Regions from separate parts of the Homo sapiens genome. Here region 1 is linked to region 2. Evidence: chromatin loops called from intact Hi-C (ENCODE). Cell type or tissue: IMR-90. All regions are shown on one strand.

Region 1 (2,500 bases), 1.4 Mb before region 2:
TCTCTTTCTCTCTCTCTCTCTCTGTGTATAATGTTAATAGACCCCTTGATGTTTATACAACATGTGTGTGTGTATATACACATATATATATATATGTGTATATATGTGTATATACGCAGGTCATAAAATCGTCAAGGGGAATATTAACATTCTGAATCTCAAAGTGCCGGGATTACAAGCATGAGCCACCACACCCTGGCCTACCTTTATGTGATGTGGTGTGGTGGCTCATGTTTGTACCTAGCAATTTGAAAGGCTGAGGCAGGCAGATCACTTCAGCCCAGAAGTTCCAGACCAGCCTGGGCATCATGGTGAAACCCGGCCTCTACAAAAAAATACAAAAATTAGCTGGGCATGATTACATGCACCTGTAGTCTCAGCTACTTGAGAGGCTGAGGGTGGGAGGATCGAGAGTTCCAGGGTTCAGTGAGACATGATTGTGACCCTGCACTCCAGCCTGGGCAACAGAGCAAGACCCTGTCTCAAAAAAAAAAAAAAAGAAATATGTATGTAGAATTCTGTATGTTGGGATCCATACGCATGTAGAATTATCCCATCACTCTATTCTTGAGGAGTTAGGACCTGTTAGGTGCTAGGTCTGTCTCAGTGGACTGTCTAGAACTTCAGAGAAGAGGGCTCGCCATTCACTATTGCAAACAAATACAGCATAGCGTTGATTAATTTTTATGTTTGCATTCCTCATACTTAAAATATGCCCTTAATAATGATGAATACGATAATAATAGGGAAAATTTTTGAGCACTCATTATAGGTTTCTGCTAAATGTTTCGTGTTATTTCACTTCCTTTTCACAGCACGCCTGAGCTGTGGGTACTTTCACCTCCCCATGTTATTGATGAGGAATCAGAAGGTGGTAGAGAGTCAGGTCTGTGTTCTGTAAAGCTAGTAGGTGGCACAGTCTGCACTCAGGTCCGCGCGACTCCAGAGCTGGGTATGTCCTGCTTCCTGTAATATGCTTCCTGTATATTTTTGCCTTTTAAATGATGTGCTTTTAGAGTGTATCTTCTTGTGTGTGTGTGTGACTGTCAGTGTATTTCCAAAGTTTTGGCACTGTAAGTGTGGTCAGGGTAGGCTGTTGACTTGCTGGAGTAACATTTAAGCCAATTTTGTGTTAACGTTAATAAACCCCTTGATGGTTATATGGTTGTTATAACGCATAAGAGGTTAAGTTAAATGAGGGAGAATGGGAAACTGAGTTAGGAATAATTGGCCTTTTGTGATTTTCCCCCCAGTAAAAAGATGACAAAGTAGGATTTCCAAGGTGGACTCAAATATATTTCTACTTCCCATGGTTGCACTACTAGGAGTCAGCAGAGGGTGCTGTTGCCATCAGAGTGTCTTTGTAACATTTTTAAAAGTATTATACAAATAGAATGTCCTCTGTAGTTTTTGAGAAACTCTCTTGTGGTACCATGTGGTATATTTAGTAAATTTCAGCTATGTCATTGCGTTTGGGTATAAATCACTTTGCCCCCATTTTTTAAAAAAGCCTTTCTCCCTATCAAGGATAAAATGTTCTGTCGTCACGTCTGTGGAATGTAGGTGGCTCTCTGCTCTCTTCATCCTCCGAGAGACCTGTGAAGCCTGGCTCGACGCTAACCAGGCAGGCTGTAGGGAGCTGCAGGAAGTAAAGGGATGAGGCTGGGTCTTCTGGGGTTCATCTATTAACAAACCGTTATTGAATGCAGGACATGGGCCACACAGAGGGAAGCCCTGCCTCCATGTGATCCCTGCCTGATAGGGTTAGGGACAGAGAGAGGCTTGGTAATCCAGGCACAAGCATGAGTGGGGAGGGGTGGCATGAGGGATTTCTGGAATGTTCTGAGGAAGGGCACACCAGGAGGAGCTGGGGTGGGGATGAAGTGACCAGTTGCAGTGTCCAGACAGGTTACTGGGAGGGTCCAGGCCGAGGTAGTAGGGTTGAGTGGAAAGGATAAAACTTCAACTATGACATAATTTATTAATAGAGCCAGAATTTGGTCATTCTGTATGGACATTTCCAGGATTCTATTTTTGAATAAGGGATTTTATGGATGCTCCAATTAAGTCCACCAAGTCATTGCAATCCTATTAAAAACCCCAATAGAAATTTATTATCAAACTTGCAAAGTAGCATCTAAAAAATCACTTTGGAAATGCACATATGCATATGAAATGGCTGAGAAATTTTGTTTCAAATTTTTAATGAGAAAGTATAATCTTTTCTATGTATACAGGCTACAGAAAAACAATACAATAAAAAATCATGTAGCCACCACAGTATAGAAATAGACCAGTACCACAAACTTTGAAGCAGCCTGCATGTCCCCAACCTGCTCTCATTTGCTTCTTTTCCTGCCAGAGGGAACCACCATTCTGTCTGTTGTGTTAATTGTTCCCTTGCTTTTCCTTTTTTTTGGTAATTAAACATCTTTGTATTGTGAAATGACACACAGAGAAATGCATAAGACAGATAATTGTAAAGAAAACACCTGTGTGA
Region 2 (2,500 bases):
TAATACATACTCCAAGCTGTTTCCTCCCCCAGCTGCTTTTCCATACGTGTTTGTGAGCATTTCCATTCAAATTAAAGATCAGGGAATGATGAAGAATTAATAAAGAGCAGAAGTAGGAGACCTAGAGGTGTGACTGTGGCTGTGTGGTGTGTGTATGACTGTGTTTGAATGTGTGAGTGTGTGTGTGAATGGTGTGTGTGTTTGTGAGTGTGTGTGTGGTGTATGAGTTTGTGTGACTCTGTGTGTGAGACAGCCTGTGGCTGTGCCCACACAGGCCAGCACAGAGCTGGGTGTTTTAGACGAAGCTCAAAATTAAAGAAGTTAAAATAATTTGAGGAAAGCAAGAAGCAAGAATGTCTGAAGAGAACAAGATGAGTGGACTGGGGAGGGGAGGTGAAGAGAGCCAGACCCTAAGTCCAGGGAACATGTGTTCCAGTGGTGTAATGAGTCTTTAGGAGAATATGATCAAGGATCACTTCGTTTTCCAATTTTTCGTGATGTAATATGATGACTTATTTGACGTTGAACAAATTACCAATGATAGTTTTATTAACCATAAATCATGGATAGTTGAAACATCAGTGTCTCAAATCTGCCTGTTTTTATTTCAATGTGTTTTAATATTTCTTGAATATTATTTAGCAGATTTCTGGATTTCAAAAAAAAAAACGAAATCTAATAGAATAAGCGTAGTGGATTCTGCATTAAAGTAGCTATTATAAATTAAAAACCTTTAAGTTACAGAATTGAAACAGTGTTAATCCACATGAGATAAACACTAAAATCGGAGGTACATCTATAACTAGACCTTTCACATTAAAAAACAATGTGTTCTATGATTCTTTATTAAATACATTATGTAAATCTACCTTTATTTTGAGTGTTGTGGCTTTATTTTATCTTCTCCTACATGACTAAAATATGTAAGAGATTTGTCGTCCCCTGCTACATAATTTGCTTATTTAAAGAATTAGTAATGTATAGGTTTAGGAGTTACTGCACATGCTTTCATGGTTTATTTTAATCATCCCCATGAGGGAGTCAAAAGCTCCTTCACTGAAGTCTGATGTAAGTTCGCCACCTTGTGGTAATAATGGGAATAGATGAGGGTTTAAAAACAGAATTCAAGAGTAATGAAGCAATAGAGCAAAGCAAAGGTGCTATGTAAAAACTATTTTCCTGATTTAAAAATCTGAAAGAGAAAATTAACTTTTTTGATTAACATTTCGTATTTTTTCATGCAAACTTATGAGTTATCCTTTAATTACAAAACTTTTTTGTGTGTTTTTAATGTATATATACATATACTTATACATAAAAGTATATATGGAAAATTTCTCCAAAAAAGGTAAATATAATTTCAGTAAATCCTAGAAATCATCACTGCCAACATTTTGGCTTTTGCATTTCTGAAATAATTTACATAAGTGCATTGGTATGTGAGTTTTCATAAATTAAAAAGTGTATTCTCAGTTTAGCCGGGCGTGGTGGTGCATGCCTGTAATCCCAGCTACTCTGGAGGCTGAGGCAGGAGTATCACTTGAACCCAGGAGGCAGAGGTCGCGGTGAGTGGAGATCGCGCCATTGCACTCCAGCCTGGGCAACAAGAGCGAAAATCAGCCTCAAAAAAAAAAAAAGTGTATTCTAATTTTTTACCCAACTTTACATGTTAATAATCTCCCACCCTATTCTATGTTCTTTTAAGAATTAAGAATTCCATCACTATAATGATTTCTGGACACAATGGAACACTTTGCCAAGTTTTAGTTTTTAAAATTTTAAGTGGTAAACAAGTAAGATTGGAAATATTTGGATTAAACAAAGTTAAACAGGCATATTTTACCTCATGACTTCTTTGAATCTTTCAGTGGGTGCAAGGCCCTGAGACTCACCAAAACTAACATACCATATTTCTTAGTCTTAAAGGTCCTCTCCTCAGCAAAATATTGTACTAAATTTTGTTTCCAAAGAATTTATTATAAAGTATTTGAATAAATGTTAACTGAAGATTATTTTATTGGAATTTTTAAATTAGAGTTAAGGTACCCATAGATAACATCAAAATCAGGATGTATCTACTAAATTACTGTGAAGATTTTGTTACTAAAATTATAAGCTGATACTGTCCCTGTTATCCAAGCCTCAATTCTATCGGATCATTTACATGTCTGCAAAAACATTTCTTTTAGATTGCAGCCCAAGGTTGAGAGCTATTCTGTTCTACATATGGCCTGGCTTGCTTTTCCAAGATGGGATCTGAATGTCTCTCTTAACAATTGGATGTTAGAAAATACCTGTTATCTTGATGGTCTCATTAAACTGTTAAAAAAAGAGTATCACAGCTAAATATCTTACACAGCTAAACCTTCCTCCTATTAAGTAGTACAAACACATTCCAATACGTATTTGTATTTTATTTAATATGCATAATTTATGTTTTCTGCTTTTCTTGTAGAATTGAAACATAGTATTTCATATTAGACTTGGTTGTAGCAAAGGC

Evidence for each region. Hi-C counts contacts between places; a loop is a spot of excess contacts. Peaks named below come from ENCODE experiments on the same cell type or tissue, not always from the same donor. Only the 100,000 strongest peaks of a DNase experiment are listed, where the experiment ranks them.
Region 1: it touches region 2 in a loop (13-fold over the local background); 43 of 110 quality-filtered maps call a loop at or near these places.

Annotation. Positions count from the first base shown.
Region 1 is chr18:74,116,009-74,118,508 of GRCh38, reverse strand. The region is part of intron 8 of FBXO15 (F-box protein 15); the gene reads left to right. Among named protein-coding and RNA genes, the nearest start is that of FBXO15, 31 kb to the left of the region's middle. In IMR-90, a CTCF peak has its summit at 1,335 (motif pointing right); a DNase peak (open chromatin) is centred at 1,338; H3K27ac peaks cover 313 bases.
Region 2 is chr18:72,761,302-72,763,801 of GRCh38, reverse strand. The region is part of intron 7 of NETO1 (neuropilin and tolloid like 1); the gene reads left to right. Among named protein-coding and RNA genes, the nearest start is that of MIR548AV, 91 kb to the left of the region's middle. In IMR-90, a CTCF peak has its summit at 1,075 (motif pointing left); a DNase peak (open chromatin) is centred at 1,051.